Regions from separate parts of the Mus musculus genome. Here regions 1 and 2 are each linked to region 3. The links are chromatin loops, found by intact Hi-C in ENCODE. Cell type or tissue: heart. All regions are shown on one strand.

Region 1 (8,000 bases), 170 kb after region 3:
AATGCTCATTTTTGTTCTTAATCTTAGTGGCTGCTTCTCTAATTGAATTCTTTGTACACGGTAAGTTTTCTTGAACTTCTCAGTGCTTGCCTGTCTTCTCCAGCAGGGATAACATCCCTTTGTGTACTAATCGGCTTTCTGAGATCATCCACATCCCCCAGCTTCCCAAAGGCATCTCAACTCGGAACCTCTTAAACAAACAGAATCCTGGAATTTGCATAAATGATTAAGTCTGGCATTTTCAATTTGGCCAGGCTGCTTCCCAATTTGCCAGGTTCCTCAGGTTCCAAGGCGGGATACTCATACATGAAGAAAGGAATCCCACTCTTCCCCATGTTTGAGTGTGCAGGGTCAGCTCAAGCCTGGATAGGTTAAAAGCTCTGGCTTTAGAGCCTGTTTTCATCTTTGCCACTGTTAACAGTAGCCTTGGGTGAGCTTCTGAACTTCTTGTCTGTTATAGAGCAGTTAAATAAGATAGCCCATCAGGGACATACTCCTAATCTCAACACTTGGAAGGCGAAGGCAGAAGGATCAGAAGTTCAAGATAATCCTTGACTACCTAGTGAGTTCAAGGTCACCCAGGGCCATGCAAGACTCTACAATCAAAAATTGTAAACCAATAACATCAACTAAACCTAGACTCCAAAACAAGATAACGCAGGTTAAGCACCGAAGCACTGAACAGTGTCTGGGTCAGAACAAATGCTTGGTAAGCAACCACAAAGGTAGTAATAAACAATAACTATCCATAGCCTAAGGTAGAAGAGGTCTTTGAGAATTTGTTAGCAGATTTCAGAAAAAGTGACTGCTCATGTCTGCAGTGGACAGAAGAACTGAGTTTATTAAGGCTGAAGGTCGTTAGGTCTGTTCTCTGTGCTCTCAGCTGTCAAGAGGTCTGCTTTTTCCATTTCCAGAAGGAAAAATTACTAGAAAATTTAGTAATTTGATCTAGGATCACATAGCCAGAAGTAGTGAGCAGGATTTGAAATCAGGCCTTCTGACTCCCTCTACCCCATTCATTGTCTATCCTAAAGAAAGGAGTTCTTCTGCAGTGTGTGGGACTAAGGTTAAAACCAGCATGCTAGCCAACTGTTATTATACTACTGAGCCATAGTCCCAGCCCTAGAAAGGAGAAACAGCAGATTAGACCTGTTGATTGTTTACTTAGACCCATCATCTGCCTCAACTGCCCAAGCTGTTTCTACTCAGCTTTGCAGAATAAAAACAGAAAAGTTCAGATAATGCCAGAGGCCAGACAGAGGAGCAATGGGGCCTGGGTCTGTCTGTCTGTCTGTCTGTCTGTCTATCTATCTGTCTGTCTGTAATTACTCCTGAGTCTCTATCCAGTTATCTTCACGACTTTGGGCAGGCCAGTCAACTCATTTACACTCTGGCTTCTTTACCTACAAAACAGTAGAGAGGAACAGCCACCTTGATGGCTTTTGGGTTGCAGGGATGCTACCAAGATGATGCATTTCGAGGTCTTCACACATTGGAAGCTCCATACAAATGGAAGGACTAATTCCATCACTCTATAAACCTCTGTCTTCCATCCCCTTCTCCGTGCTGTCTCTAGCTTTAAAGCTCTCAGAGCCTGTCAAACCATCTTCCCATATCTTGGCACTGGAGAGACAGGTCTTCCATTCTTCAGAGTGCAATGGCCTCTGGTGGTGTGACTTGGACCAGGGCTTGAGCACATGAGCCCACTGAGGTTCTCATGGGTGCCTCCTCACCACAAAGCTGCTAACTCCATCCTAGGGCAGGGTTCTGTTGGGGCCTCACAGACCACCACATGCACCCCCATTAACTCCAGCCTCTAGAGAGACAACTCCCTTAGCTCCCCGACCCAAGGCACTCAGCCTTGCTGGTTCAAGTGGCTTTCTTTCGAAGGCTCAGAAGAAGAAATGCAACGCACGTTAAACACCCCTTAAAGCAGTATCTTTCAAGCCTTTCTGTCTTCTCTCCTTCCTCTCACTTCTTTCACCACAGCTTCTGCTACTCTAGTTTCCTTTCACAAGCCCCCTGTCGGTAGCTGGGGGACTCATCTCAGTTTCCTCTTTGGGCTGTTTCTCCTTGACAGTGAGTCTGAAATCAGAGAGAAATGAGAGAGGGTCTAGATGTTATTTGCCCCAACTGTGTCATTTTTTTCCCCAAACGAAGATATTGAGACCAGAGGAGAGAGTAATTCATTCAAATGCATTCCATTTGCCGCTCCCATATCCACATAGGAGGATGTGGCCTTGATGTGCTGGACTGGGAAGGATGTTGGGGCATAGGTTTTCATCTGAGAAGGCAGATCTGATTGCTTTAGCTGTCAAGTAGTCTTTCTCTTCCATATAGCAAGAAGAAATGACTCGGATGTGATCCATGGTGGTGGCAGGGAATCACCTAAGTGCAAGCCAGGTTCCAAGTGACCAGTGGGAAAGACCTGAAGTGTGGCCACACCTCTTCCTTGCATACTCCAGCCCAGAGACATGTGGCCTGGGTAAGATAATCTTGGGAATTTAGCTTTCTTTGAAACTGCTTGGTTCTGATTTTATGCCCATTCCAGCTTCCAAGCTCAAGGGGGAATCATTGGTGCCTCGCAGTTCTTCAGCGTTCAAGAAACGTTAAGTAACGCTTACGATCAGTTGCAGCAGAAAGGAGTAACTTGCATGAAATTTCATTCCCCCACTTGCTCCTCTGATCAAAAAGACAGAGAAAATGAGATTATCTTCTCCTGTCCAGAGACAATCTCATTGCCTCCGATCTGCCAACTGTGTAGCCACGAGCATCGTTCCGGCATCTTTTTATAACAGATGAAGACAGACCTTAGTGACAGACTCTGAAATGAAAGAGGCGGAATCAAAGTCTTTGTTTTCTGTTTCTAGGCAGAGGCGCTGTCCCTGGTCCAGCCCGGGGAAGGCAGAAGAACTCTTTCAGTTTCTGGAAAAGATGCTCTGGCCTCTAATTCTTCAGACCCTGAAGTAGGTAGGTGGGCAGGGGACAGCGGAGGTCCCCTACCCCACTCTAATTTAGTGACACAGACCATTGCAAATGGAGCTAGATCTAGACTGAGCACCTGCTAGGGTCATGATTTGTCTTCCTTTTAGTTAGGGCTGAGAGCTTTGTGTCCCTAGCTGGTGATAGGCCTTGACTCTTTAGTGCTGTTCCTAGCCAGTCTCTTCCCAACTGTGCATGCATATCCCACCAGTGGAATAAAGGCTCAAGGTTAAGAGCATAGTTTAGTATACACAACAGGGGCGTGCCCTGCTTTTGCTTCCTGTCTCTCTGAACTCTTTTCAAATGATCCAACCTACTTCTAGCTCCATGTGATCTCACCATGTGCCTAACTAACCCCCACAGTCCTTCTGGCAGGGGGATTCTGGCGAACGCGCTAGCTTCCCACATCTCCAGGAATGTTTTGACATTCCTTACAGATGGCATCTCCAGTGGTAGGCTCCATCCTTGCTTTCTGTTCATGTTACAGGTCCAACACCTTGGTGGTTTGCTACAGGGTTCTGAATTGCACAGTGGGTCCTCAGTTCCATTGTCCCTCCTGAGATAGACATCAACCTGTTTTTAGCTTTTAATGCCCCTGCTTGTTTCTTCCTGATCTCCTCCAGTTTGGATCTTCTTCCTTCCCGCTGGCAAGGGCGCCTAAAGCCCCAGGTGGTTTGAATCTTTGCACTTTCTCTAGATAATTCTTTCTCCCTGTTACTAATCACTGTTTAACCAAACCCACATTTCTGGCTACAATGGAGTAACTATGTAGCTGACTACCCAAGGGTTGGTCCTCTGCTGCCCCCTGGGGGCACACATTCTACAGGCATATTTGGGAGACTCCCAAACCAACCACTACAAACCAAGTGGGCAAATCTTCCATCAGGCACAGCTCTCTACCTCCCCATTCTGCCCTCAGTTGACTCTAACCCTGACCCCCCCCCCCCCAGATGTCTCCTCCAGCTGTAAGGTCACCTGTGGTGGCCAGGTGAGGGCTGTGGCTCAGAGATGAGGATCTGCAGAGAGAAGGCTGGCTTTTCCACACCTCCATTCCCTTCACCCGTGGAGAAAGCAATCAGTGTAGATTTGCTTCGGCTTGGGCTCCACTAGAACAAACACACATGTGCACATAACACCCACATGCCAAATATTCAATTTCGGTAAACAACCAGACCCTGCTAATTAAAACGTCTCATCCATTTAGACGAATGTAACAATTAATTTAGCCAGACAGTAATTGTGTGATTCCAATATTCTTTCTTTTCATCCCCATCTAGTTGGCTGGTCGACACGTTTCCTGGGCGGGGGGCCACACCTTCTGATCTTTGAAATGGATTTCAGTGCTTTATCTTCACTCCCTGGAGGGCCTCTTATCTCACGGATGAGGCTGGTTCCTGCTTGCAGGGAATGTGAGTGTATCAGGTTGTTCCTGGCTCAAACCTGGCAGAAACAGACTGGGTCTGATTTTCCCTTGGAATACTCCCTGGTTATCTGCAGGAACTCTTTCTAATTCTTCCCATGATGGAAAAATCTGGGACTGTGAACTTTTCCTTGTTCTCATTCTTGCTCCTTTCAAAGATCATCATATTAGTAGTAGTCCAATTAGCACAGTTGAGAGGTAGAAGTGGGCAGGAAAAGAGGAAGATCACAGAATAATGCCCTTCAGCACCTAAGATGCAGGGAAAGAGGAAGGAAGGCTCCTACCCATGCAATCTGAATACACAGAGAGGAACATCATAGCCATATCTGCCATCACTAGCACACAGACCAGGACCAAAGGGTTCCCTCCTTGTCTGCTCTAAATCACTTGTCTCTAGATGGGGCTCATCTTTGGAAACTCTATCAAGTCTTTGTAAGACTTTGAGAAGGGTCACTGGGAAGAGATAAAATACAACCATAAATATGTGTACCCATGGTGGAGAACATCAGAGAGTCTGTGAAACTGTAGCTGTGGTCCGGAATGCATATACAGACCAGAGTGACTATTGCAGTATTGCAGCTGGATGGAAAGGGGCCTTAGAAGGTGAAATGGGGACTGCATAGCAAGAGTGCTGCTGCTGCTGCTGCTGCTGCTGCTGCTGCTGCTGTTTCGTTTTTTAACCAGGATTCATGAGAGCAGATCCAGGGCTTGTTCTGAGAAAGGGCAAAATGTGATCAATTAGGACAAAAGCTATTTAAGAAAAAGGAAATAGCATTGTGGACACAGAGCTAGGTATAAAATTGGATGTTTATTACAAACACGAAGACAGGTAATTATAAACTATACTTTTCAAAAGAGGATAGACAGCACAAAGACAGAAAAGTAACAAGAGGGAAAAATTAATTAGGCAGCTGGCACATCTCTCCAGAACTTTCTTCCCATGTTTTAGGTTACATACTCTTTGATGTTCCCTCATATGACAACAGTTTTGGCACGTCATGTCCTCAAGGCAGAATAAAAAAGATAAGCCTGTTTTTCTTCTAACACAATTGATCAAGTCTGTTTTGAATTATTGATAAGATTCATAAAACATGAGACTCTACTCACTGATAGATTTGTTTTTGGGGACAGTGCTACAGGTTTGTACTCTGTGACTCAGAAGTTCTGGTAAAGGCCAGCATGAGATGTCTCAGTTATATTCCTGCACAATGCTACCTCCGTTCCTGCACTGCTGTGTGGTGAAGCCAGGTGGGTTGGAGTTGTTGATAGAGACGGTGGGACTTTCCCCCAGAGTCATTTGTGCATGGCCCTAGCTTAACTCCAGCTCCAGCTATGAACTGCATGAATATAAATAACCCATGATCAGTGACTTCAGTTCAGTTCCCCTTGTTCTGTATCCTCTTTTCTTTTTTCTTTTTTTTTTCGAGACAGCGTTTCTCTGTTGTAGCCCTGGCTGTCCTGGAACTCACTCTGTAGACCAGGCTGGCCTTGAACTTAGAAATTCGCCTGCCTCTGCCTCCCATTAAAGGGATTAAAGGCATGTGCCACCACGCCCGGCTCCTTGTTCTGTATCCTTAAGTGCAGCTTGGACCCAGCCAGTGATAGAAAGAGGCTGGGATAGAGACACCCGCTTTGACAAAATTTGGTTAAAATGTAGCACAGTGGAACATTTTCCAAAAAAAAAAAAAAAAAAAAAAAAAAAAAATTCTAGGCTAGCTCTGGAAACTCAGGGAGAGTTTCAAGGGTGAGGGACCTTGATGAAAAGTTTTCCTGGCATCAGAATTAATCTATCACTGCTTAGATTATGAGCTCATCTGGGTGTTGGGAATCACACTATCCCAACTTACTCCTTTGGGTGAAAGAGAGAATTCTGTGCAACAATTATGGGAGCTTGTTGGAGCCAGTAGTTCTGGGTCCAAGCTCTGGTTGTGCAACTGAGGAGTTTTTGTGATCTTGGGTAAGTTGCCTAAACCTCAGCCTTCTCATCTATAAAATGGGAGTACTAATAGTATCAATACGATGCACATAATGCCGAAAGCAAGTACTAGGAAATTGATAATTACTGACAGTTTTGTTTTCTAGAGGGAGAGGTACTTTGAACTTCTGAGGTTGCATAGTGAGAGTGGAGGAGGGTGTCATAAATGAGGGAATATTTAGGATAGACCTTAAAGATCCCGTAAGGTATTAACATTTGAAATGGGGGTGTCCATCCTAGCAGAGATGGGACCGTTTTGGAGGGAGTACAAACAGGAAAGTTTTATGAACACTGAGGGTTTTTTTTTTTTTTTTAAACGAGGGTGTATATAGTGTATATGTATGCATCTATGGTGCTACTCTGGGTGGGTGCACAAATGCCACAGTGTGAAGCCTGAGGACAACCTCAAGTGATGGTCCTTGCCTGCCATCTTGTTTGTGACAAGATCTCTTTGCTGCTTTTCATCTGCATACCCCAGGCTAGCTGGATCACACACACTCTGGGGCATTCTCCTGTTTCTGTCTCTCATCTCAAAGCAGCAGCAGGAGGGCTCAAATTGCGCCTCTTTAATTGTTCTGAGGATTTAAATCTAGGTTCTCACACTTTTACTCAATGAACCATCTCCCTATCCCTGAAAGAGAAGTTCTGAGGAAGGAGAGGGAGAGGGTGAGAGAGGGAGAGGGAGAGGGAGAGGGAGAGGGAGAGGGAGAGGGGGAGGGGGAGGGGGAGGGGGAGGGGGAGAGAATGAGAGGGGGAGGGGGAGAGAATGAGAGGGAGAGGGAGAGAATGAGAGAGGACTGGTGAGGAGAGAGCCTATGGAGTCATGAGACCCATGAAAAAGTTACTGACCATCCAGGCCGGTGATGATAAGAGGACTGGGCAGTATCAGTGTCTTAAACACACACACACACACACACACACACACACACACACACACACTGCCCTAGAATAATAGACATCACATTCATGCCATTGTTTTATTCTGTACTGCTTTGAATTGTTTATCCTTCTCTCTGCTGGGATTTGACAAATAGAAGACAAGTCTGGCAGATCTGTCGCTGGTGCCAGTTTGAAGCTGTGCCCTTTCAGGCATGCACTGGGCCCTTGCGTGACAGAATGACACTCCCTCAGCCAGCAGGGGTTACTCCTGGTTCTGGCTGCAGCTGGCTGACTTGTCTTCACATCCGCATGGGCTCTTTCTGGGAGCCATAGGAAATGCCAGCAAGGGCTGGTCTCTAGCAGCCTGATGGGCAGCACAATTTATTGTATGTCGAAATGACACCAGACACAGTGCCTCTTGCAAGAGACAATTTGGTTCCTGTAATTGCTAGCCTAGGGGCAGGAAAGATCTCTCTCTCTCTCTTTCTCTCTCTCCCTCTCCTTCATAGGGATGGTAGAAACAGGCTCCCTGAGAAAAACCTCGTAGGCTCCACTCCTGTCCACTGCCCTAGGGCCTCTCAGTCCACCATCTTCACAGTGGCTCTTCTGAGCCAGACATAAGATAGAGGTGAAGTATTCACAAGACTGCAGCATTAGCCAGACAGAAAGTAGAATTTTGCCCAGAGGTTTCTATCTCATTTGGATCTAGTGAGAGTTTAGAAGTATCTGCTCATTGATTCAGAG
Region 2 (8,000 bases), 280 kb before region 3:
GATTGGGGGGGGGGCCCAACCCATTATGTTGTCCCTGGGCTAGCAGTCCTGGGTTCTATAAGAAAGCAGGCTGAGCAAGTCAGAGGAAGCAAGCAAATAAACAGCACCTTCCATGGCCTCTGCATCAGCTCCTGCCTCCAAGTTCATGCTCTGTTTGAGCTCCTGACTTCTCTCTGTGATGAACAGTAATGTGGAAGCTAAGCCAAATATACCCTTTCCTCCCCAAGTCGCTTCTGGTCTTGGTGTTTCATCGCAGCAATTGAAACCCTAACTTGGACAACCTCCACCTTTGTTTTCTTACCATGTTCCTGCTCCCCTCTCTTTGGAAAAATGGAAAGAAACAAACTGAGCATATTTTAAATTCTGATCTCCATCATTCTTAGCAGAGCATTAATTAATTGCTTATCCATGGTAATGAAGAGCTAATTACCTAGTGTAGAAAGAAGAAAGGAAACATGAGTATGAATTTTCATCTGGGCTCCCGTGTGACGGAAATGAGAATGAGCTGCTTGTGCTTGGAGCTGACCATCAGTGATTAAAGGAAGAGCTACGGTCTGTTCATGGGCCGCATCTTAGGACTGGGAGGAGGAAGGGACAAGGTAGGCTTAGCCATCTCCTCTTAGGCAGACACAGGGATTAAGAAAGCTGGAACACGGGCTGGAAAGGTAGCTCAGTGGTTAAAAGCACTGACTGCTCTTACAGTGTGCTTAGGATCAATTCTCAGCACCCACATGGCAAATCATAGCTGCCTATATAACTCCAGTTCCAGTGGATTTAGTGCCCTCTTCTGGCCTCCATCAGTTTTTGCACACACATGGCTTATGAAAACACACACATGTACACAATAGATAAACAAAACAAAGAACCCACCCCCCCACACACACACACAAAGATCCCTGCCTAATGACCTTTCTTGCTTTGGCTCACTGCCATTAAAGTGTCACATTGGAACTGTGATTCCAACTATGATGCTCTGCAGACTGCAGAAAGGCCTTCTAGGAATGCAGGACACATTCCCAGCTGCAGAGGGTACTGCCAGCGCTTCCCAGGCTGATGTGCATATGATGACAGATCAACAGGTCACGCTGGTTCCTGAGTTCCCTGCAAAGTCACCTGGGGCTGGGGTCTAGATTACACCAGCTTTGTCTGCTCTTTAAAAAAAATTGTTAATTATTTTACGTGCATGCACATTTTGCCTATATGTGTGTCTGTGTACTATGTGCCTGCCAGGTACTCAGAGAGACCAGGGGAGAGTGTCAGATCCCCTAGAAGTGGGCTTACAGATGGTTATAAGGCTCAAGTGGATTCTGGGAATTAAACCCAGGTCCCCTGGAAGAGCAGCCAGAGCACTTAACCAATGTGTCATCTCTCCAGACCCTTTTCTTTGCTCTGACCCTATGGATGGTGACTACTAGTGACTAGTAGTTTGATGTTCTTGCCTTGACTTCTCCACAACGATGTACACACTGATGATATAAACTCTAACCTGGAATTGACTTTCTCCCCTAAGTTGCTTTTTATTAGAGTGTTGGCTACAGCAGCAGAAATAACTCTAGGTCATGGCCCCGTCCTCTTCCAACATAACCTTAGGAACCAACTGTTCTGACCTTTGGAGGTTCTTCTACTGCTCAGCTTCTCTGTCGGCAGAGACAGCAAAGGCTTCCCTCAGGACAGACCAGGTCCAGAGTAAGGTGAGGGTAGTCTCTGGCTTCCAGATGCCTTCATTGTCCTTGGACACGTTAAAATGTCCCCATTGAGGCACAGGGAGAAAGGCCAAATAAAGTGCTTGCCTTGCATCAGGACCTGAGTTTGGTCTCCAGAACTCAAGTGAACAAGCCTGGTGTGGCGGTGCAGTTGGAATCCCTGTGCTGGGGGGTGGGAAAAAGTCTGTCCTTGGGGTTTGCCTGTCAACCAGCCAAACTACCTAAGAATTCCAGGCCAGTGAGAGAGACCCTGTCTCAAAAAACCAAAGTGGATATCACCTAAGGAATGACACCTGAGCTTGTCCTCCGGCTTCCACACCTATGTGCACACACATGCATGCACACCTGTACACACATATGCACACCTGCTCACACACATATGCACAGTCATACACGAGCGCACACAAATGGCACTGCACTAAGTCCTAGATGATGGAGTCATTGACTCACAGTAGAGGGGTCACCCAACACCTGAGCACTGTTTCTGTAAGCAGCCTGGTTTCTATGGGCTCTCTTGCTGGGTCTCCTTCAAATGTGTCCTCAGCTTGATGCTGGATGTCTCTTAAAACAGCTGTGGTCTCTGAGCTCAGGACCAACTCACTGAGATTGTGTTAGCCCATGTGATTCAGGAAAGGCCAGTGCGCTGTTAATTAAATAGTCATCTCCAGGGACTCAGGATGACACTTCTCTGGCCAAGCTGGCTGATTCCTGCTATTGCTCCAGTCACCGGTAGATGGCACTGTTCTCCCACAACAGATGCCTGCTCCCGCCTAGCTGGCCAGGCTCACCAAAGCTGTCAGCCCTATGATTCCTTGGAGACAGAGACACCCCGTTCCATGATGCCAGCTGTGGACTGTCACTGAGGCTGCGCTCATGGTGCATTTGAAGACCCTCACCAAGAAGATGTCACTAAGAAGAAGCTAAGCACTGGCAAGAAGCTAGGTCTTGGGGGTCCAGTCCCTGCACACACCTGTGTGGTTTGTCTTTCTGACAAGGAAGAGCTGCTTTTGGACTCTAAAAGCCCAATTTCTGCTGCCCCAAGAGATGGCAGTGCCATTTCTAACCCCAGGTGAGCCCGTGCAGTCCAGCAGGGTGTCTGGCAGGAAAGCAGAGGCCAGGACCCTTTCCCGTTCTGGTAGCTACACTGGGTTCCCGGATCTCCAGGGGCTTCTTGGACCTAACGGCTAATACGAGAACTGAGAGGTGAATGGAGAGCTCAGGTCATGGGAAACAGCACGCCTTTCCCTGGGATAGGCTCAGTCTCTGGATGGGGTGGCAGGCTGTGCGGGGAGGGAGGGGATCTAGGTCCCAGGCACCAGCTGTGACACAGCCCTGTGTCCTTAGGCAAATAATTTAAAGTTTCTGAATCTCAGAGAAAAGCAAGGGAGTCATATTCCATTTGAGACGCTCTTCTAACGCCCTGCTGTGGGAGACATGGGAACAGAGCAGATTCAAACTGCAGCAGGAGAGGTTCAAGCTAGATCTGTGAAAAACATCCAGGCTGAGCAATGTAGTGATGAACTGGGACAGGGAACCCTGCCAACTCCACAGTGCCACCTACAGGCTGGAGGACTGAAAAGGAAAGACCAGGCCATGATGTCAGCTGCAGTTCTGGACGTGCAGAGTAACACCAGAGGGTTGGCCTCTAGGAGATAGGATGAGGGTGTAGCAAGAAAAGAGTAGCCCAGGGGTTGTTGGGTATGACGCTCCTCCCTCACTGCGCTTACGGGTTAGAAGCTTGGTTTTCAATGTGGTGATGTTAAGAGGAGATCAGGTAGGAAGAATTTAGACCATTTGGGGTGCTGTCCTGAGAAGGGATTAAAGCAATTCTTGTGGGGTTATGAGAGAGTCATTACTGAAAAGCAAATCTGCCCTCTCTCTAGTCTCCATTTTGCCTTGTGAGGTCCCTCTCTCCTTTCTCTCCTCCCTCTTAGGATGCTATCTACTGCGATATGGAGTCGGAAGTATCTCATCAGAGACTAAATAGATGGAGTTACCAAATCTTGGAGTTTAAGCCTCCAGAACTGTGAGCTAAATAGACCTATTTTCTTAACAAAACATCCAGGCTCATGGATTTCATTACAGTGATAGAAAACAAGCCAGAAGATCCCCATAGAGCAAAGTAAGCAGGCATGCTGAAGGCTAAAGAAAAAAAATTGTTCTCATCTGGAACTTAGCTTTTTTTTTTTTTTTTCCAGTTGGGTCCAGAAGCCAGGAGGGAGCAGAGAGGAGGACAGGATGGTGGACTTGTCCAGGCTGCAACCAACAAACATGTACCAAAAAGATGCAGAGAATCAGGATTTCCAGCCCGGCCTGAACTCTACTGAGCCACATACCACAGAGCATATCCTCCTGTGGACCTTGGAGACTCCCGAAACCGTATCTCCATCCTGACTCTTTAATAGTCCCCACCCTACCCCATATTTCTCAGGAATCTACAGTAACCAGCAGTTTCTGGGTGATCCACAAAAAAAGCCTCTCCAGGTCTTTGAGGGAACCATAACTCTTCCCTGGGCTGAGAGGTGAGGGCGGGGCTGAGTCTCTGCATGGTTAAGGTGACACCTGTGGGTGCTGGGTTAGCCCAGCTCCAGCGTCAGGGAAGGAGGGATGAAACTCCTTCCTGAGAGCCTCTTGGCCCCACAATTAGCTGAATAAAGGTTTGATACATTCAGCAAGTGTTAGCAGAGAAGAGCCCCAGGCAGGGCAGGGGTTGTTTCCTAGGACCCAGGCCGAGGGGATGACCATGACCGAGGGGAACATCAGTCTGCTCAGATATGTGGCTTCTCAGAGACTGACTGGCAGGAGGGAAACGCTGTGGCCCAAACCAACACCCAGACCTATTTAAAGCTTTAATGTTACAAAAGGTCTAGGGGTGCAATGAAGAAAGGAGGGATAAATAATTCAGAAAGCAGAAGGAGAGACATTGCCAGTTCTGATGGAGGTTCGTGCTGGCTGAATTCGCAGCTGCACCCAGCCTCCCGGGAGAGGGTGCAAGCCAGGACAGAGGCCGGCTGGCTTGGCTCTCAAAATGTTTCTTGCAAACCTTTCCTCTCACCTCCTCCTCCCTTCTCAGGGCCCTGTGAGGTGAGGCGTTTCAGATGGGCCATGCTAGCCTGGAGCCCAAGACCCCTGACCACCAGCCAGCCAGCCTTGTTCATGCCTCAGACTCCTGCACCCTGTGGGATCCAGTGAGGGACACAAAACATTGCTGCTTCTGGAGTAACCAAAAAAAAAAAAAAAAAGACCTGTGGGAATTTTGGGTTTTGTCGTGTTTGTTTTGTTTTTATGTATATGTGATTGTATGAGTGTGTGGGTTTTTTTATGTATGAGATTTATGTGAGTGTGTGAATAGGTATGTGTGAGTATGTGTGTACATGCAGATGCCACAGCACACTTAGGGAGATCAGAGGACAATCTCCAAGGCCAGTCCTTGCCTTCTTTGTTTCTGTTGTCCCCACTGGGTCTGGCCTTCCCCAGCCCACGAGCTTCTGAGGATTCAGCTCTTTCTTCTCATCTCTCTTCTCATAGGAGCTCTGGGATTTCAGAGTCACACAACTGTGTCTGGTTTTGTTTACATGGGTGTTGGGGATTTGAACTCAGGTCATCGTGTTTGCACAGCAAGTATACTACCCACTGAGCCAAGACCTGGTTTTCTGAGAGTAACTTTTGTTTTTTAAGATTTACTTATTTTATTTATATGAGTACATTGTAGCTGTCTTCAGACACACCAGAAGAGGACATCAGATCCTATTATAGATGACTGTGAGCTGCCATGTGGTTGCTGGGATTTGAACTCAGGACCTTCGAAAGAGCAGTCGGTGCTCTTAACCACTGAGCCATCTCTCCAGCCCTTCTGAGGGTAACTTTATACAACTGTGTGATCCTGGCAAGGTTTTATATCCTCTCTGGTCCCTCAGAGGCTTCACTTTTCTTTAGGATAAAGATGTGAGCATCACCAGCTGGACTGATGCTCCTGGCATATTCCCATAATGCCAGCTCTTGGAGGGCAGAGGGTGTTTAAGGTCATCCTTGGCTACTTAGTAAGTTCAAGTACAGGCTGGGCTATACAACAGACCCCCAACCTCTAGTTTTGGTTTTTCAAGACAGGTTTTCTCTGTGTAACCCTGGTTATCCTGGAACTCACTCTGTAGACCAGGCTGTCCTCAAACTCAGAGATCCACTTATCTCTGCCTCCCAAATGCTGGGATTAAAGGTGTGCACCACCACCACCCTGCAACCTGTCTCTTATATAAACACAAAATAATAAAAATGAAAAAAATTAAACTTATCCAGTCTGATAATCTCTGTTTCTAGGCTGTAACTAGGAGATAAGAAGAATCAGAGTTTACCTTGTGAATGGTTTGAATGGAGAGGAGATCACTTGCATTGTGTTCCATGGGGACGTGTCCTCTGCTTCCTGCCTCCTCCCCCTCCCTCTCCCTCCTCCTCCCCCCTCTCCTTCTCCCCCTCCCTCTCCCTCCTCCTCCCCCCTCTCCTTCTCACCCCCCCCTCAGTTCAGCCCAGGGAATCCGGACAAGAAAGTTGCTCTGTCTTAGTTTGAGTTTCATTGCTGTGAAGAGACACCATGACCACAGTAACTCTTATAAAGGCAAACATTTCATTGAGGCTGGCTTTCAGTTTCAGAGGTTTAGTCCATTATCATGGTGGGAAGCATGGCAGTATGCAGGCAGACATGGTGCTAGAGAAGGAGCTGAGAGTCCTACATCTTGATCTGTAAGCGGCAGAAAAGGGACTCTCTGTCTCATTGACTGTAGCCTGAGCATATACAACCTCAAAACTTGCTCCCACTGTGACACTCTTCCTCCAACGAGGCCACACCCACTCCAACAAGGCCACACCCACTCCAACAAGGCCCTGTGTCCTAACAGTGCCACCCCCTATGAGCCAAGCATTCAAGCACATGAGTCTATGAGGCCATACCTAATCAAACCACCACATCTTCTCTTCATCTTAGAAACTCATTTGGAAAACAAAAATCCATTTTCCTAGCTTTCTCTTGTCTAGACCCAGAAGCCAGAAGCTTATCAGTGTTAATGAAGCCAGGACCTAATTATTGAGCATACTCATGTTAAAAAGGGCCTTTCAAATCATGCAGAGAGCTAACACACTCAGAATAAAAAGGAAAGGAAAGCTGTTATCTTGAAATGCCTGGGCTCCTACCTGGGCTGAACCTTTGAAGCCCTTATGGGTAATTAGGTGTCTTCCAGCACTGTACAGTCTCAACCCTGCATGGGGAAGATGTCCCCTTCAAGGCAGAGGGGTCATCAGAAGGGACAGCTTTCAACTTTCTGCATGTAGTTCTCTTCCAGCTTGCTTTTTGTGAACATTCCTGGTGACCCCTGGACCCCATCAGATCCCATTGTCTCGGATTCCCTTTTATTTATCAAGAAAAGCCATTGTAGTCTGAGTCTACAACTGATTATTCTAGAAGCCTTAAAGACTCCCTGATTTTTCAACCAACTCACTCTGAGCTGAGGACTGCTTTTCTGGGAGGAAATGGAGAAGATGGCAGAGTGTTGGATTAGATTTGCTCAAAGATTGGACGGGGAAGGGGATAATGACAGGCAGAAGCATCTAGGATGAGCCAAGAGTTTTTAGTTGAGCAGGTGGGTGGGTAGTGGTACCATGTATTAAGATAAAGAAGACAGGGCTGGTGAGATGGCTCAGTGGGTAAGAGCACCCGACTGCTCTTCCGAAGGTTCGGAGTTCAAATCCCAGCAACCACATGGTGGCTCACAACCATCCGTAACAAAATCTGACTCCCTCTTCTGGATTGTTTGAAGACAGCTACAGTGTACTTACATATAATAAATAAATAAATCTTAAAAAAAAAAAAAAAAAAAAAAGAAGACAGCTGGTCATGGTGGCCCATAGCTGGGATCCCAACACTTAGGAGGCAGAGGCAGGGGCATTACTGCAAGTTCAGCCGGCCAGGAGTACATAGGGAGACTATGCCTCAAAAAGAGAGCTGGAGAGATGGCTCAGAAGTTGACCACTGGCTGATTTTTCAGAGGGCCCAAGTTAATTGCCAGCATCCACATCTGTATGTAATTCCAGTTACAAGGGACCCAACACCCTTTTTTAGCCACCTACAGTACCAGGCACACAGCAGTGCACAGACATACATGCAGGCCAAACACTTCTACACAGAAAATAAAAATAAATACATCTTCTTTTTAAAAAGAGAAGGGAAAAGAGAGACTGAGAAAAAAATGGAGGAGGGAACAAAAGAAGCTTGTTTTAAAGAAGAAAGCATATTTAGAAAATTATGTTTGT
Region 3 (8,000 bases):
TTTCCCGGTTTTCCCCACTCCTGGAAACCCCCTATCCCATCCTCCCTCCCCCTGCTTCTATGAGGGTGTTCTCCCACCCATCCACCCACTCCCACATCCCCACCCTCGATTCCCCTACACTGGGCATCTATTGAGCCTTCATAGGACCAAGGACCTCTCCTCCCATTGATGTATGACAAGGCAATCCTCTGCTACATATGCAGCTGGAGCCATGTGTACTCCTTGGTTGATGGCTTAGTCCCTGGAGCTCTGGGGGAGGGGTGTGTCGGGTCTGGTTGGTTGGTATTGTTGTTCTTCCTATGGGGTTGCAAACCCCTTCAACTCCTTCAGTCTTTTCTCTAACTCCTCTATTGGGGACCCCATGCTCAGTTCAATGGTTGGCTGCAAGCATCCACCTCTGTATTTGTAAGACTCTGGCAGGGCCTCTCAGGAGACAGCCATATCAGGCTCCTTTCAGCATGTACTTCTTGGCATCCACAATAGTGTCTGGGTTTGGTAACTGTATATGGGATGAATCCCCAGGTGGGGCAGTCTCTGGATGACCGTTCCTTCAGTCTCTGCTCTACACTTTATCTCCATAATTGCTCCTATGAGTTATTTTGTTGTGTTTTTTTTTGTTTTTGTTTTGTTTTCTTTTTTTGTTTTTTGTTTTTCGAGACAGGGTTTCTCTGATAGCCCTGGCTGTCCTGGAACTCACTTTGTAGATCAGGCTGGCCTCCAACTCAGAAATCTGCCTGCCTCTGCCTCCCGATTTTGTTCTTCTTCTAAGCAGCACCCACACTTTGGTTTTCCTTCTTCTTGAGCTTTATGTGGTCTGTGAATTATATCTTGGATATTTGGAGCTTTTGGGCTAATAGCCACTTATTCGTGAGTGCATACCATGTGTGTTCTTTTGAAACTGGTTTACCTCACACAGGATGGTATTTTCTAGTTCCATTCATTTGCCTGAGAATTTCATGAATTCATCGTTTTTAATAGCTGAGTAGTACTCCACTGTGTAAATGTACCACATTTTCTGTACCCATTCCTCTGGGTTCTTTCCAGCTTCTGGCCATTATAAATAAGACTGCTATGAACATAGTGAAGCATGTGTCCTTATTATATGTTGGAGCATCTTCTGGGTGTATGCCCAGGAGTGGTATAGCTGGGTCCTCAGGTAGTATTATGTCCAATTTTCTGAGGAACTGCCAGACTGATTTCCAGAGTGGGTGCACCAGTTTGCAATCCCACCAGCAATGGAGGAGTGTTCCTCTTTCTCCACATCCTTGCCAGCATCTGCTGTCACCTGAGTTTTTGATCTCAGCCATCTGACCGGTGTGAGGTGGAATCTCAGGGTGGTTCTGATGTGCATTTCCCTGATGGCTGAGGGTGTTTAGGTGCTTCTCTGCCATTCGAGTTTCCTCAGCTGAAAATTCTTCTTTGTTTAGCTCTGTACCTCACTTTTTAAATAGGGCTATTTGATTCTTGGGAGTCTAACTTCTTGAGTTCTTTGTATATGTTGGATATTAGCCCTCTATTGGATGTAGGGTTGGTAAAGATCTTTTCCCAATCTGTTGGTTGCTGTTTTGTCCTACTGACAATATCCTTTGCCTTACAGAACCTTTGCAATTTTATGAGGTCCCATTTGTCAATTGCTGATCTTAGAGCATAAGCCATTGGTGTTCTGTTCAGGAAATTTTCTCCTGGGCCCACGTGTTTGAGGCTCTTCCCCACTTTCTCCTCTAAGTTTCACTGTAGCTGGTTTTATGTGGAGGTCCTTGATCCACTTGGACTTGAGTCCAACCTATCTCTTACTAAAATATTAAATATTAATTATCAATCATTTTGTTTGCTCTACAGAGCTCTCTAATCTCAATGTGGTCTTACTCATTGACTGTTGGCATTACTTCCAAAATGACTGACTGGGTCCTATTCAGAGAGCCAGCACCCATGCCTATAACTTTAGGAGTTTTCTTTACTTTTCCCTTAGTGTCCAAGTTTCAGGTCTCATGTGAAGGGCTTTGACCCATTCAGAATTGTTTTATTGGGCAAAGTAATCGGTAAGGATGATCTTTGACTGTTCTACATACAAATATCCATTTTCCTCAGCACCACCTGTTAAAGACACTCTCTCTTTTTAGTGTGTGTATTTGTCAAAAATCAGATGGTCATAGATGGGTGGCCATAACATCTGGGCTTTCATTGATTTCATTGATCCATGTGTCTGTTTTTATGCCAGCATCGTGCTGTTTTTATCACAATGGCTTGAATTACAACTCGACAGAAGATGATATCTAGCATCATTTTTCATATACAGTATGTTTATATACAATATGTATGGTGTGGGCACATGTGCATGTGTAGCGTGGTGCACACATTGAAGAAGCTCAGAGTTGGTTTTCTCCTTCCAACATGTAGATTCTGGGGCCTGAACTCAGGTTGTTTGGCTTGGTAGCAAACACCCTTACCCATTGATCAACCTCACTGTTCTTGAGACAGACTGACAAAAACAAAACAACAAAAATCAAAACAACAAAAATGTATGATAAATAAATACATATCCCCCCATAACGATTAATTCCTGATTTAATTTAACTTTAGGTCAATTCCAAAACTGCATGTGACTGTCACTCCAAGGCAAGCCGCCACGGAGCACAGTGTAATGTTGGAAAAAGAGCAAAAAGGTTTTGCATTTTATAATGTTGCGCTGACCACTTGGCTTGGGTGCTTAAGGGTTTGGAAGGAGCTGTGCTAGGTAGAGATGGACCTTGAAGCTTAATTTGGCTTTACCACAAGGGGGCTTGTATTCTGGTTATCTCCTCAGTTCCAGCTCTCAGTGGCCCAGGAGTCTAAACTCTTTTCCTGGGCAGAGTCTCCAGGTCCATGCCACCACCACCCAAGGCTGCACACACTTACTAGGCTCTTGGTGAGGTGTTGAAATATTGCTCGGCTTTGGTGCTGGATCTGCACCAGCACTTTGCCTGGCTCTGCTATTCTTCGGACCCTTTACTCCTTGTTCACATCTCCTTCAGAGCCAGGACAAGTGTCATTTCCTCTGCCAGACCTTTGTAACTCACTGGCCGAATACCTGCAGCCACAGCTCACCCCCCCTTTTTTTGTATTTGTTTTGCTGTTGTTGTTTGTTTTGTTTTGTTTTTGAGACATGGTCTCTCAGTGTAACCCTGGCTGTTCTGAAATTCACTCTGTAGACTAGATTGGCCTCAAACTCACAGAGATCTGCCTGCCTCTGCCTTTCAAGTGGTAGGATTAAAGGCTCTGTTTTGCTTTTTGAGAAAGGGTCTCAGTAGCCTTAAGTGACCTGGAACTTGCTTTGTAGACCGGGTGTGGGCTATCATGCCTACAGTCTAAATAGTGCCATGTTTTGCATTTGTCTCACACACTACCATCAAAAGCCCCAAAGGGCAGAAAGTTATTTATTCTTCCAAGTGCCTGTGGCAGTGCCTGACACCTAGTAGTGACTATGGCATGGACATCTTCACGGATGGATTCTTTGTGTTCCTGCCAGAGTGCTGTCTCCCGGCTATTTGCTTGGCTCATGAAACTGGGCGTGGTGTTTCATGCTTGCAGTCCCAGCTGGATCATTGAAAGTTCCAGGCCAGTTTGTGCTAGAGAGTGAGAGCTTGTTTCAAAACACAAACGAAACAAACTAGGCATGGTGGCACATGCCTGTAACCCCAGTTTGTAATCCCACATTTGGGAGGTTGCAGCAGGAGGATTGCTATGAGTTTGAGTCCAGCTTGAACTACAGAATGAGACCTAGTCTTTCAAACAAACAAACAAACAATAAAACAAAGAGTTGGGGATTTAGCTCAGTGGTAGAGCCTTGGTAATGGTTCAGCCCTTCGCACCAGAAAGCAAAATAAAACAAAACCCTACTTCATTAAGAGTTCTGTATTTGGGATGTCAACACAACATTTCTGAGGTATCATGCAGTGTATGGATAAATAATAAATACTCATACTCAACCTGACCCTTCTAGCAGTAAGAGAACATCTAAGGTGTTGGTCACTCACTATCCAAGACTTGGTGAGGGCTCATTTGGGCTAGGAGTTAGTTTCCTTTTTAAACGTGCTCTAAGAGACCCAAGGCTCATAGAGTAGTCAGGTCTGTAATCCCAATCACTTGAAAGGCTGAGGCAGAAGGATCAGAATTCAAGGCCAGCATGTACAACTGAGTGAGATCCTGTCTCACTGGTCCAGTGATTACACTTACCCGGTGAGTGTGAGATTCTAAGTTTAATCCCCAGCACTGAAAAACAAAAACCAAAATCCAAAAAACCCAAACATAGCAATCCTGTGAAGTGGTTCTATCATTCTCTCCCCTTTTATCATCATCATCGTCTTTTTATTTTATTTTTTAAGGAACCTAGCAGGAGGCTGGTCTCCAAGGAAGTTGGACCCAGGGGTGTGAGCATGCAGCATTGCCTGCGGGCGGCTGATGCAACGCCCCCTCTTGGCCGTAGAACGCGTCGCTCTAGGTCGCTGAGGTTGCTGCGCAGCAGCACCTCGTCCCATAGAGGTTGTCCACGTCCGAACACCAGGGGGCGCGAGCAACCTAGCTTTCGGGACTAGGGCGAGGCTGCCAGCCTGAAGAAGCCTGCTTGGCATTTGTGCCCAAGGGTGGCGTCAGAACCAGCGTCTTTTAATCCAGACATGCAAGTTAATCTTCCCTACCCTGCAACTCCGATGGTCAAGGGCAGATAACCTAGCTGCTGTATGCTAGGCAGAGAACCCCACGGGAAGAAGGCAAGCTACCATTACATGCCGATAGACTAGCCCAGGTTGTCATTTAGCAGGGTTCCATACAGAATGACATTATTGTTCTTAATGTCTCTTTGGTCCAAATTCCTTTTGCTTCCCCTTGCTGTATACAGTGCAGCTATACCCCATCTATGCAAACCAAGACCTCTTTCCCTTCTGTCTGCGTGTATTATTTGTCTTAAGTCTCTAAGCTCTCTGATCCTGCTCTCCTCTTAGGCTCTTGGACAGCCCCCACCCCAACTTATCTGAGACACCTACTATGTCTTAAGACATGCATTATTGTGAGATGTCACTTATGTGAGACTCATCTCCCTATCAATGTGTAAACTACAGCACTTAATAACTATATGCTCAATAAATTAAGAGGCAGATACAAAGTGGTGTGTGTGCGTGTGTGTGTGTGTGTGTGTGTGTGCGTGTGTGCGCGCGCGCGCGTGCATCCATATTTCTAGATCCAGCTCAGGGTTACATAAGAGCCACCAGCAACAAACAACTGGTTTTCATCTGTATTTATTTCCTTTTAATACAGTATCTTGCTATGTAACCCAGGCTGTCCTTCAACTTGGGATCATAGACTTTTATGCTGGCACACCAACAAGTCTCTATTGGATATGCAAATGAGGACCCACTAATGTATCATTCCTATTTTGTTCTGTGTCCTATATGTCTACAGCCAGCTGGGATTACCCAACTCCCAGAAAGGAAGAGTGAGGAATGTGGACTGATGTGGGTGCTGGGGAGTTGTTGGTGGGGGCTGGGAGGCATGAGGAGGCCCGGGGCAGGGAGCAGAGCTTTCCCATGGTGAGAATAAGGCCCACATAGAGAATGAGGGAGGGAGAGTTGCCAAGATCTGAGTTATAGCAGAAGGAAGCTGAGCCCTGAATGGGAGCCTTGTGTGTGGCCCTGTGCTGCTGACTCACCAGGCTGAGGAGAGCGAAAACATGCTAGGGATGAAGAAGGGGCCTGTTTATGCCCTGCCACCACCTCCAAACCGCCCTGCCACCCCAGATTGCTTTGGTCAGGGGCTTCCTGAGGACACCAGCTGCCCCGAGGTACAAAGAGTCCTGGAAGGCTGTGATTTAGGTGGGACAGGCAGGGGAGAGGAGATGGAACACACAGCAGGGAGCGATAAGAGATGGGGAGTTTTGAGAATGCAAAAGGCGGGGGTTTAAGGGACAGCGTAGCATCTGAGTTCTGATGGAGAGAGGGGCCAGGAGGCATCCTGGTGGCCCTTCCTCACAGGCAGGTGTGGCAAGTCAGAGTCTGAGCAGGGAGGGGACAGATGCTTACAGCTTCTGTGTCTGCCTGGCTCTACCTGAGGAGCAAGCTTGCCTGTGAGTACTTCCCAGGGCTGAGGCCAGACGGAGGGGCCCAGCCTGGGAGCAAAAGCCCTCCCATGCTTCTCATTCCTCCCCTCACCTGGCTGTCAAACCTGTTCAGAGACAGGACAGGATTTTTGTGTGGCAATCAGGCTGGTGGGCAGCCTGAGGCTTAGGCAGCCCGGGCAAGCAAGATCAAAGCCAAGCTTTGTGGGGAAGCAGGGGAGAGGACAGGGAAGGCCTTAAGGGAGTAGCCAGGACCAGGCTGACTGCTGGTCCCAGGTCAGCTCAGGAGAAGCCTAGGCAGAAGTGGTGGGCGGGGACTACAGTTTATTGTGTGGGCTCTGCCATGGCCTGAACTTGGATAGTCACTTGACCTTTCTAGGACTTGTTCTCATTTTTAATACAGGAGACCGACCCAGAGGTTTCCGAAGTGTCTCTCATTTGATTCCATGTGAGTAGACAAATTGTCCTTTCCTCAAGACCCAGGTTTTTTGTTTTTGTTTCTCCCTGTGTCAGCTGAAGAACTCAAAATAATAATAATAATAATAATAATAATAATAATAATAAACAACCAGTGGACTCACTTGGGAATCTGGCTGACAATCAGTTAATGTCCTAATTCCCATCATGTATTGCTTGTTCTTGGTGCTGGGGATTTAATATCCTGAGACTTTCTTATTTGCTTGTTTTCAAGACAGAGCTTCTTTGTGTAGCCTTGGCTGTCCTGGAACTCAATATGTAGAGTACTTTTGCCTCCAACTCAGAGATGCACCTGCCTCTGCCTCCCGAGTGCTGGGGGTTAAAGGTGTGCGCCACTACAGGTGATCCCAGGGCTTTCTGGAAACTGGGTGTGCTCGATCTCTGAGCTGCTGCTGCCCTCTGACCTGTTCGAAATGGTAGTGTGGCCAGTGGAAGGGATTGAAACCAACTGGCTGTGGGTTCAAATCCCAGCTGTAGGACTGGGGATGTAGTTCAGGGGTGGAATAACCACCTAGTTTATGTTGGTCCTTAGCACCACCCAAACACATCACAACACAACTCAGCACACACCAAGCAATGGTTAGCAGCATTTCTCAATCAGGAGCAGTCCTCCCCACGACCTTGACTTGTAGCTGTGACTTTACATCTCAGCCTGGCTCTGGATCTTTGGGCAATTAATTTATTGTTTCTTAAGTCACCGTATTTGTTAGGTAGGATGATCATATTCAGTAGCTATGCAGAATTAAAGGAAGTAACCCGAGTTGGCTAACTGACAAACATTCTCAAGACTATATTCCCTCCTTTACAGAGCTTAATCAGAACCAAAAGGAAGACCTTGGGCTTGGCTAGAGATTAGCTGGGGCTACAGGTTAGCTGCTTGGAAGCTAACCACACCCAGGAAGCAGAAAGGGACGTGGAGCCTGATGGATAGAGGGAGAAACCGAGTTGCTATGCATCAGGAAGGCCATGGCCAACCCTCGTGCATTTTTGATAGTTTCACTATTTACTGGCTTTTGAATGTGCGCTGAGGTCCAAATCCAGCACTTCATGCATGCTAGACTAAGCACTTCCCACTAAGCTATAGCCCCAGCCCTCGCGTGGTTTTCAAGCTGGGATGACCCTTCTGAGTTTTCCTTAGTTGGGACAAGGAGACAAACAGTAAACTGGAGTCAGCAGAGTTGTGATCCCAGCATCTAGGAGGCTGAAGACAGGAAATTGCTAGTTTTGAGAACAGAGCATGCATGATATACAGTACGAATGTGCTTAGCGCACATACACCAATAGGTCCTTGGTATGAGCTGAACGCTGCAGAAATGACCTTGGAGAAGTTTTTTCCCCCCTCTCTAGTAAATGTAGCTCCTATATGAGGGCAACAGCCTAACCTAACATTCCCTGTACCTACAAGGATATTCTAGTTATCTATCATATTGAGCGAGTA

What was found. A loop is a pair of places that touch in the nucleus more often than their neighbours do. Peaks named below come from ENCODE experiments on the same cell type or tissue, not always from the same donor. Only the 100,000 strongest peaks of a DNase experiment are listed, where the experiment ranks them.
Region 1: it touches region 3 in a loop (4-fold over the local background); 6 of 42 quality-filtered maps call a loop at or near these places.
Region 2: a loop joins it to region 3, with 3 times the contacts of the local background. A loop is called at or near these places in 3 of 42 quality-filtered maps.

What each region holds. Positions count from the first base shown.
Region 1 is chr3:105,161,780-105,169,779 of GRCm38, forward strand. No RefSeq gene overlaps it. Among named protein-coding and RNA genes, the nearest start is that of Gm40118, 58 kb to the left of the region's middle. In heart, a CTCF peak has its summit at 3,784 (motif pointing left); no DNase peak of the experiment used is centred here.
Region 2 is chr3:104,711,915-104,719,914 of GRCm38, forward strand. No RefSeq gene overlaps it. Among named protein-coding and RNA genes, the nearest start is that of Gm34548, 35 kb to the left of the region's middle. In heart, a CTCF peak has its summit at 3,254 (motif pointing left); DNase peaks (open chromatin) are centred at 1,037 and 2,457; H3K4me3 peaks cover 637 bases.
Region 3 is chr3:104,988,389-104,996,388 of GRCm38, forward strand. No RefSeq gene overlaps it. Among named protein-coding and RNA genes, the nearest start is that of Gm46819, 11 kb to the left of the region's middle. In heart, no CTCF peak of the experiment used is centred here; DNase peaks (open chromatin) are centred at 3,453, 4,553, 5,693 and 6,313; H3K27ac peaks cover 1,774 bases.